2 separate regions of the Homo sapiens genome follow, and region 2 is linked to region 1. The links are chromatin contacts, found by Hi-C or POLR2A ChIA-PET in ENCODE. All regions are on one chromosome and are shown on one strand. The core of a region is the stretch at or near the end of the contact, and the rest is flanking DNA. Distances in the headings are between cores, read along the strand shown. Region 1 holds the start of ZC3H13 (zinc finger CCCH-type containing 13). Region 2 holds the start of SUCLA2-AS1 (SUCLA2 antisense RNA 1).

The links. Hi-C counts contacts between places; a loop is a spot of excess contacts on that map. ChIA-PET counts read pairs that join two places held with the same protein, here RNA polymerase II (POLR2A). Pooled maps may share reads with other maps.
Region 2: a loop to region 1 is called in a map of B cell, with 7 times the contacts of the local background. The contact joins the promoter of SUCLA2-AS1 here to the promoter of ZC3H13 in region 1. A Hi-C loop is called at or near these places in 2 of 168 maps with a recorded cell type or tissue (B cell and naive thymus-derived CD4-positive, alpha-beta T cell) and 5 of 50 pooled maps. POLR2A ChIA-PET finds 5 or more read pairs at or near these places in 1 of 52 experiments (HepG2).

Annotation. Positions count from the first base shown.
Region 1 is chr13:46,050,337-46,055,527 of GRCh38, reverse strand. ZC3H13 (zinc finger CCCH-type containing 13) reads left to right here and starts at 2,782. Exons shown (of 19, transcript NM_001330564.2): 1 at 2,782-3,124. CPB2 (carboxypeptidase B2) reads left to right here. Exons shown (of 11, transcript NM_001872.5): 11 at 1,730-2,342. The coding sequence ends at 1,914. CPB2-AS1 (CPB2 antisense RNA 1) reads right to left here and starts at 2,680. Exons shown (of 3, transcript NR_046227.1): 1 at 2,563-2,680. RefSeq lists enhancers at 2,617-2,816, 2,827-2,996, 2,526-3,061, 3,062-3,598.
Region 2 is chr13:47,998,223-48,003,413 of GRCh38, reverse strand. It overlaps SUCLA2-AS1 (SUCLA2 antisense RNA 1), which reads right to left and starts at 2,009. Exons shown (of 2, transcript NR_189308.1): 1 at 1,592-2,009; 2 at 723-979. SUCLA2 (succinate-CoA ligase ADP-forming subunit beta) reads left to right here and starts at 2,141. Exons shown (of 11, transcript NM_003850.3): 1 at 2,141-2,234. The coding sequence starts at 2,145. RefSeq lists enhancers at 601-1,800, 2,177-2,366, 2,387-2,436, 2,457-2,506 and a silencer at 1,947-2,056.

The DNA.
Region 1 (5,191 bases), core at 1,533-4,032:
ACAATCAAGTAGGAATTACAGAATTGGCATCATACTAGTTGAGTGAAGCAGAAAAGTTCATAAAACTTTTGCATGATTCCCAGGGCCACCATGGAAGGTTGTGCAGGTTGTACACTACACTAATCTAGGGCATGCCATTTGCATCAAGTGTTTTTTAGTGTTAGCCTGTTCCCAAGAGTATAGCTCATAACACATTACAGTTGATTGTCTTTAATATATATTACACACACAAAACTTGTGACAAACTCTTAACAAAAAGTTTTGATTAATTTTTGCTGAAAGATATTTAGTGAGTAACTCCTATCTACACACAGTGGGAGGACAGACTGATTTTGCCCTTTTGAAGTTTGAAGGGAGATGGGAAAAGAGGAGCATAAAATAAACCTGTAACCAGGCATCAGAAAACTACAGCCTGAAGGCCAAATCCAGGTTTTTCCTTTTTTTTTTTTTTTTAATGATTAGAAAAAAACAAAAAGAGGCCAGGTGCTGTGGCTCATGCCTGTAATACCAGCACTTTGGGAGGCTGAGGCAGGAGGATCACTTGAGGTCAGGAGTTCGAGACCAGACTGGCCAACATGGTGAAACCCTGTCTCTACTAAAAATACAAAAATTAGCTGGGCATGGTGGCAGGCGCCTGTAATGCCAGCTACTTGGTTGGCTAATGCATAAGAATTACTTGAACCTGGGAGGTGGGGGTGGCAATGAGCTGAGATTGTGCAACTGCACTCTAGCCTGGGTGACAGAGTGAGACTCCATCTCAAAAAAGGTCGAAACTGTATTTATCATGAACACTAAAATATGTACACATTTTAGTTAACATGCATTAAACTGTAACAAGTCTTCTGGCAATTGTAGCTTTCATGAGATGCTTCCCAAACTGTATTAGATAGATGCTAAAATTATAAATTAAAATTTTGGGTCAGACTTTGCCATAAACCTGGACTCAATTTAGCACCCCCCCAAAAAAAGTCAGATTATTCAATTAATGCGGTTGGAAAACCTAACAAGTTACCTAGAAAAAAATTAATTGGATTATTAACATGTCTTTCACCAAAGTAAATTCCAGGTACAGCATATATTTTCATATGAAAACCCTGCATAAACCAAGTTGAAATCTCAGTAAGGAGAAAAAATTCTTGTGAAAGGAGAAATGAATGAAAGGAGAAAAAAAGGTCTACATGCCAAACAAAGCTAATAACACTAATGTCGTTTTTATAAGCAATTGATAAAATGAACCAAGTAGACAAATGAGGAAGGACAATTGATAGGAAATATAAAGATAGCCAATAAATATGCCAAACAAATGTGCAACTCACTGATAATCAAAAAACATAAATTAAGACAGTTGGATATTATTTTTCGCCCATAAAATTATCAGAATTCATAATTCCTATTGATGGTATGGGAAGGGGAAATGGGCAAATTCATACCCTGCTTGTGGAAGTATAAATGAATTCAGTTCTTTTGACGTCCATTTGGGAACATGCCGTAATTGCAAAAAGTACAGAGCCTTAGACTAGCAAATCTATTCTAGGGAAGAATATTCTAAAGAGACAAAGAAGCAATTATGTATAAACAAGGGTACTCATTGTAAAGTTGTTTATATTAGTTAAAAACTGAAAAAAATCTAAAGGTATACAAACAAATAAACATTTAAATCAAACAATTCCCAGTTTGTAAATTAATTTGAAACGTCTGTATTTCAACAATTTCTTTCTTCTTCTTTTAGACCTAGCTCCTGGAGGTGGGGACGATTGGATCTATGATTTGGGCATCAAATATTCGTTTACAATTGAACTTCGAGATACGGGCACATACGGATTCTTGCTGCCGGAGCGTTACATCAAACCCACCTGTAGAGAAGCTTTTGCCGCTGTCTCTAAAATAGCTTGGCATGTCATTAGGAATGTTTAATGCCCCTGATTTTATCATTCTGCTTCCGTATTTTAATTTACTGATTCCAGCAAGACCAAATCATTGTATCAAATTATTTTTAAGTTTTATCCGTAGTTTTGATAAAAGATTTTCCTATTCCTTGGTTCTGTCAGAGAACCTAATAAGTGCTACTTTGCCATTAAGGCAGACTAGGGTTCATGTCTTTTTACCCTTTAAAAAAAATTGTAAAAGTCTAGTTACCTACTTTTTCTTTGATTTTCGACGTTTGACTAGCCATCTCAAGCAAGTTTCGACGTTTGACTAGCCATCTCAAGCAAGTTTAATCAATGATCATCTCACGCTGATCATTGGATCCTACTCAACAAAAGGAAGGGTGGTCAGAAGTACATTAAAGATTTCTGCTCCAAATTTTCAATAAATTTCTGCTTGTGCCTTTAGAAATACAACCATGCATTCCGTTTGCTCCACGGTAATTAGGCGATGGCCCAGAAAGGGGAGGGGTGTCAAAAACGACAAACATAGCCTCTCATTCCAGCTCAGCTGCTCAATAAACACTGTTGAACGAATGAATGAGTGGCTCTAGGTACTGTCAACAAATGCCGCATTTTGCGCATTTACAACAGCTGTTTATGGTAAGGAATTATGTAATAAAAAGAGAAAACTCACTTAAATTCACTTTTAATTGGGAATTTTAGTTCTCCCGGGCTCCCAGTTTCCTTTCCTAGGATCTCTCACAGAGCACAGATTCGATTTCCAAGTCCCGCCGCACTCTTACCGCTCGCATGGAACCTTACGCCTAGAGGGCGTGTCCACGAAGGGTGGTGTCTGCGCACTGACGACTAATCTGACGGCCGGAAGCTGCCTGGGTCTACAGAGGAACAGGGCAAACCTCTGACTTCCGGCGGCATTTTGAGGCGGTCCTCCTAGCGGCCTGGTAGTGTTTTTGTTGCCTTTTCTTAATCTACAATCTCTTCGTTATTTTTCTTCCTGCGACCCAGTTTCGCTTGACCCTGGAGAGGCGGCGGGCGGGTTGGTTCTGCTTCTCAGCCATCCCGGGGGCTCCTCGCTAGCCAAGAGCCGGTTCCCGGGAGCCGCGCGCGCATCGCTTTCTCCTCGTCGTCGTCCTCCTGGGTCCAGGCGCGGGGACAGAGTCGCCTCCCCCGCTCCTCGGAGCGGCGGCGGCGGTGGTGCCTCCGGACTGCACTTGCGAAGGGAGCTTGGGGAGGAAGTAAGCGTTCTGTGAATTGGTGTGGGTATCTGGGGAAGGCATTGAGCGGACCCGTAATGCGGAGGCCCGGGTTACCCCCCCCCGTCTTTGCTTGAGTCACTGGGATTTTGAGCTTTCCTTGAGCATCCCACCCTTAACTCTGCAATAGCCCCCTGTGCTCAGGCGTAATTTCTCACTCTGATTATGATTCTGGCATTTGTCTAAGGGCGATAAGTAGACTCAGACAATAGGCTGTACCCCTCGTTACCATTTGATGTAAGCACGGGAACCCTTGTATGGTGTTCGTATTTGTGTGCGATGGAAGGGTGCAGCAATTTGGGCTTAAATTTAGAATCTTCCTCTATACTCATTCCAGATCTGTTAGAGAAAAACATCTTACTTGTGATTGGTCTTGTTTTTTTTTTTTTCCCTCAGCAGTGATAACGATTTAGGTCCTGGGAATTGAGTGCTACTTTATCTTCACAAGCCTTAGGTAGGTAGTTTTGGCAACTGTCAGAAACGGGGGAAAGTGGAATAGAAAGAAGAGAGTCTGTTTGGCGGCATTATCTCTCTGTAATAGGCTAACGCAATTTATGTGGTTTGAAAATTATTTAGAGTTGATAATACTTGAATTATGTTGGTAAGATGTTGTTTGTGAAGGGTAGTCTTAAGGTATTTGGTTATACTATGGGGCTTTCAGGTAATTCGAACTACTTTGAAAATTATGGGAGTATGAAGTCTCTTAAGATTTTTGGATTTTTAAAGTAGTTTTAAAAATTTGGAAAACATCTTTACACCTCAAGTTTTCGAAGTCCGCGATACCGTTGGAGAATAAATACTTATGCAGTTCAGTCTATGGGTATATGGTGCCAGTTAGCGGGGTCTAGTTCTGTAACATTTGAAATTACTGGCTTTAGTACAATATATTGGAGCGTTTTGTGAATACAATCTATAGATTTTCAAATAATTTTTATTTTCTTAATGAACTATTTAGATTATAACAGATGACAGTTTCAACTAGAGACTAGCAAAGTTGATGCAAGCTTGTAACAATTGCGGCTTTAAAAATAGTTGCACTCTGAAACTAAGGCTTTCACTCTGTGCATCTGGTAGGATTCAGTTTTATCAAATGTATGCCTCTTACTGGCTTCCTGATTACTGGTCATTCTAAATGAACATTGCATATTTTGAGATTTGCAAGCTTATGTGATTTTCATATTTGTAATATGAATTTAACATACTAAAAATCCAGCAAGTGGATGGTATCTTAACATCTTTACAAATTATTAAAATTGTAATATCATCAGTATTTATAATATGCATTGGCATTTACATAGAGGAAACACATTGTTTAACTTAAATTTACTTAGAGAGTTGGTTTTCAGTGGATGATAGTCTTCCTCACCTCCTCATCTCTCCCAACTCCATCTCATATAGAGGTGGAGCTATTTCTCCAGCTGTTAGTAGTAGTTGAAGCATTAACTGCTGTTGATATAGAAAGAGTCTTTTATTCTTTTTTTTTTGTATTTTTGTATGATGCAGTTCTTTTTACTTCACTTTAGAGTAGCTACCAGCATGGGATGTTTTCTGTGCACAGTCTTTTTAACAAATTGTTTTTTCTGCATAGTACTGCAGTGTTGCTTTGCTAATTCCTATGTAGTCAGCTTAGTTCTGTCAGTTGTATTTGGAATTTAGTTTGGAATTGTTTTAGCATTAAATTTACGGAAGCAATCTGAAAGTTTGTTTTAGAAAGTTCTTTTTAAAAAATTCTCTCAAACTATGCATCAAATAAAGTTAATTTTTCTTTCTAAAAATATGAAGTATAAATGTGAAGATACCTTATTTTTAGTATCACCTTTTTAATCTTAGAAATTCAGAGTATAGGGATTTATCCTACTAGTTAGTACATTCATGTAGTTTTAATTGCCTAATTGTTTGAAATTTCCCTAATATTATGCCGCTACTCATCCGGATTAAAGTGTTATGCTTTCACTTATGCTTCCAGTAGATGAGACCTGGAAAAGATAATTAATTATGGATTGAAGTGAAGATACTAGAACGCATATGTGTTTATTGACAAGATTTTAT
Region 2 (5,191 bases), core at 760-3,259, 1.9 Mb before region 1:
CACCACCATGACTGGCTAATTTTAAAATTATTTATAGAAATGAAGTCTTGCTATGTGGCCCAACCAGTTTGGTCTCAAACTCCTGGGTTCAAGCAATCCTCCCACCTCGGCCTCCCAAAGTGTTTGGATTACAGGCATGAACCATTGTGCCCAGCTACTTTTTTTGTTTTGATCGAAATTATCATGTGATTTTTCTAACTTAATATAGTGCATTACACATATTTTCAAATATTAAAACAAACTTACATCTCTGGAATATATCCCACTTGGTCATATTGTACAATTCTTTTTATATATTTCTGAATTATATTTGCTAATATTTTGCTATGGATTTTTCCATCAATATTCATGAGAAGTGTTGGTATTTTTTTCTTTTTGTACGGTCTTTTGCTGGCTTTGGTAGTGGGGTGATTCTAACTTCATACAGTACATTGGCAACTGTTCCTTCCTCTTCTATCTTCTGGAAGAGGCTGTATGGAATTGGTGTTAATTCTTGTGTAAACATTTTATAGAATTCATCAGTGAAAGCTTTTGGGCCTGGAGATCTCAGGTTTTTTTTTTTTTTAGTTTAAAAATTACAATTACAATTTTCTCTAGTTAGAGGACTATTTAAATTACCTTTTCATATTAGGTTATTTGTAGTAATTTGTGCCTTCTGAAGAATTCGCTCATCTTGTCAAAGTTGTCAAATTTATGTTATGTGGTGTTATTTATGGCATTCCTTTTTGGTGTCTGAAGGTTCTGTAATTATATTCCCTGGTATGTTCCTCACATTGGTAATTTGTGTCTTCTCTTTTTCTTTTTTCTTTGCAGTCTTGCTGGAGGTTTGTTAAATTTATTTATCTTTTCAAAAACCAGATCCTTGGCTGGGTGTGGTTGCCCACACCTGTCATCCCAGCACTTTGGGAGACTGAGGCAGGAGGATCGCTTGAACCCACGAGTTGGAGACCAGCCTGGGCAACATAGAGAGATTCTGTCCCTAAAAAAATAAAATAAAAAAATCAACCAAGCCTGGTGACACACATCTGTGGTCCCAAACTACTCCAGAGGCTGAGGTGGGAGGATCCCTTGAGCATGGGAGGTTGAGGCTGCAGTGAGCTGTGATCGCGTCACTGCACTCCAGCCTGGGTGACAGACCAAGACCCTGTCAATCAGTCAATCAATCAATCAATAGCTTCCCTGGAGACTCCAGCCTGCCACCAGCTTTGGTAACTAGTGGCCGACTGTCAGGCCTCTGAGCCCAAGCCTGCACGTGTACATCCAGATGGCCTGAAGCAAGTGAAGAATCACAAAAGAAGGGAAATTGGCCGGTTCCTGCCTTAACTGATGACATTCCACCATTGTGATTTGTTCCTGCCCCACCTTAACTGAGTGATTAACCTTGTGAAATTCCTTCTCCTGGCTCAGAACCTCCCCCACTGAGCACCTTGTGACCCCCGCCCCTGCCCGTAAGAGAAAAACCCCCTTTGTAATTTTCCGCTACCCATCCAAATCCTATAAAACAGCCCCACCCCTATCTCCCTTTGCTGACTCTCTTTTCGGACTCAGCCCGCCTGCACCCAGTTAAAATAAACAGCCTTATTGCTCACACCCTGTTTGGCGGTGTCTTCACACGGATGCGCGTGACACCGATCTCTTTGAGCATCAGAAGCGCATGACACCGACCATCTTCTCTTTGAGCATCACAAGCGCGTTACACCGACCATCTTCTCTTTGAGCATCACAAATGGTTTTATTCATTGCTGTAGGCCAAGGGCTCAAGGCTGTTTAGCACGAAGTAGACACTGGGTAATCATTTCTTGAATGAAACACATTTTACAGATGAGGCAACTGAGGCTGAGAGAAGTTAAGATCACCCAAGTGGCGGCGCTGGTCACCTTTACATTGCAATTCACTAGGAAGTGTTCAGGTTGCTCTGACCGCAGGGCAGATATTGGGGCTGCGGTGCCCAGTTCCAAAGGTCAAAGCTTGCTCCGCGCCCGCCAGGGAGCTGGTCTAGCGGCTGCAGTGTTAACCCGAGGCCCCGCCCCCAACGGGTGGCGCGAGGCGGGGCGTAGGTGAGCGCTGCAGAGAGGCTGCGCCTTGGGCCGCCTGTCGCCTGTGCGCCTGCGCGCGGCGCCGAGGGGACGGGGTCCGACTCAGAAATGGCGGCCTCCATGTTCTACGGCAGGCTAGTGGCCGTGGCCACCCTTCGGAACCACCGGCCTCGGACGGCCCAGCGGGCTGCTGCTCAGGTAATGCCTTCCAGTCCGCTGTCGTCTCGAGGGTCGGCAGGAGAAAGGGTGAGGTGTGAGGGGTCCCGTGGCCCGGCTCGGGGTCACTTCGCCGGCAGTGACATTTTCTGGGTGCCCTGCAAGGCCCTCGGGCGACTTGCCTGGGAGTGCTGCTCGCCAGGACTACGAGCGAGCCCATGTTTGCGCGGCTCTGACCCAGCCCTTAGTCCGCGAGGATCCCCGGCGGCCCGGCCGTGGCTGCTCCTGCAGTTTCTAAGAGATGGGCGGGAGCAGGTGGGCTCTGAGTGGAGGTGAGGGGGTCAGGACATTTTCTGCTGCCATTCCGGCGTCTGGCACGGTGGGCTGAGACTTGCGCCGCCCCTTTTTGGGCAGGGGGGAATGCCCTTCAAAAGTACTTTTGTGTTTCTTGGGAGCTGTCATAGGTGGGAATGTCAGAGGACCAGCGGTGCTTACTGACTTGCCTTTTGTGGGGCAAGGTAGGGAAGTTTCCCCTCTCCTCCAAGTAGTTGTATACTGTTCTACTTGTTAATAGCAGTAATAAGATTATGTTTTCTACCTAACCAGTTGGAGAGGTAAGAAAATAATCTTTTGTATAGCCTTATTTCTGGATAGGCTATAGCATAATAGTTACTGGCCTTGTTTTGAATATTTGATGTGTGCCAGGTAATGTGCTAAGCGCTTTACGTGTAGTTTCTCAGGTTTTTCAGCAACTGTGAGGAAGTCATTCAACACCTGCATCATTGTTGAACATATTATGGTTAAGAGAACAAGTAATTTGGACTAGGTCATATAGGAGGTAAGATCAAAGCTGAGATTTAATCCCAGAGGTGTCTGGTTCTAAAGCCGTGTACTTGAGTTGGCTCCACAACTTCGAAAACAAACATCTTCCTTCCAACTTTGACAACAAAAAACTGTGGAAGGGCATTATTGGTGTCCTAAGTCAATTCCAGAGTTTTGGGTTTTTTTCTGAAGTAACTCTTCATACATGTCATAGTATGAATTGATTTAGGGCCCTCCCGCCCCTACCTTTTTTTTTTTTTTTCATTTTTATTGAAGTTGTTCATACTTTCAGCCTAGGGGTAGTGAGTTCTGTGAGTTTGCTTCCCGATAGAAGTGACTTTTTGACCTTGAACTTCCTTCTTATGAATCTTAGAAGAGTGCTATTTAGTTTTTAGAAAATGGGGAATTTAGTGACAAATACGTTTTCATTCTAGTCAAAATCTTTATCTTTTTGGAAGTTCATTTAAAAGCCTTCATTTCTCCTTATGGAAATTTCCAATATTATTTTCTTTATAACAGTTGCTGTCTTCTACCCTGGTATTAAGAAATGCAGCTCTAGAGTTTGGAAGGACCTTAGTCCAACCCTTTGCTTTTGTAGATGAGGACATAGAAGTACGGAGTCTTAAGAAACTCGTTCAAGGTCACACATTTAATTTAGCAATTTGTTTTCCACATTTTTTTTTTTTTTTCCTTGAGACGGAGTCTTGCTCTGTCGCCCAGGCTGGAGTGCAGTGGCGCGATCTTGGCTCACTGCAAGCTCCGCCTCCCGGGTTCATGCCATTCTCCTGCCTCAGCCTCCCTAGTAGCTGGGACTGCAGGCGCCTGCCACCACGTCCGGCTAATTTTTTGTATTTTTAGTAAAGACGGGGTTTCACCGTGTTAGCCAGGACGGTCTCGATCTCCTGACCTCGTGATCCTCCCGCCTCGGCCTCCTAAAGTGCTGGGATTACAAGCTTGAGCCACCGCACCCGGCCTGTTTTAAACATTTGTTTAAGTTCTCTGACCCTCCTCCAATTTCTTGGTATCTTTAGCCTAGTGTACCTTCGTTGAAAATAGATATTTCAGCATATGTCTTTAAGAATAAGGACATTCTTCCAAATAACCGCAGTGATCATACTTAGGAATTCAACATTGCTGTAACATGAATATATATAGTTTAGATTCAGATTTTTCTAGTTGTCCCCAAAGTGTTCTTTATAGACATTAGATTTTTTAAAAATTTAAACTGGGATGAGACCTTGTGACATTTTCTCTGACCAACTAACCAATTAGGTGCCACCTAGTGACTTATGTGCTAGTGACCTAGTGCTCTTATATGTGTTGCAGTTGTTTATTTACATGCCTGTGAACTCTGTGGCTGGGACCCAAGTGTCTTTATTTTTTTAGTGTCCCTAGCCCACTGTCTAGTTCATAGTCATCACAAAAAATATTTGAGTGTATGACTTTTTGCCAGGCTTATGCTAGTTACTCCCCTACCCACTAATTTTTATTATTATTTTGACGTATAATTTATGTACAGTAAGATGTACAGCTTAAGTGGATAGCTAGATTAATTTTTATGTATGTATTCACCTGTGTAACCATCGTCTGCATCAAGATATACAATGTTTCCAGCCCTCAGAAGGCTCTCATGTCCTCTCTCTTATCAATACTCCCTGACAGAAGGTAGCAACCAATTATGACTTCTGTCACCATAGGCTAATTTTGACTGGTTTTGAACGCTATAAAAATAAATCATGTAAGTATATATTCTTGTTTCTGGCTTCTTTCTCTCTACATTATGTTTGTGAGATTAATCCATCGATGTGTGAGCCATAGTACTTTTTTTCTTTTTATTTCTCTGTAGTATACTATTATATACATATACCACAGTTTATCCATTCTCCTGTTGATGGGCAATCAGCTAATTTCTGTTTTCTGTCTGTTATAAATAAGCCTGCTCTGGACACTCTAGACATTTTTATGTGTGCCTTTTGACAGATGTAAGGACTAATTTCTATTGATACATACCCAGGAATGGGATTTCTGAGTCAGAAGGTGGAGGTATACTAAACAGTAGTTTGAGAGGTTGCTGGGTTTTTTTTTCTTTTTTTTTTTTTTTTTAACTTATTTATTTGTTTTTTTAGACAGGGTCTTGCTCTGTTGACCAAGCTGGAGGACAGTGGTGAAATCACAGC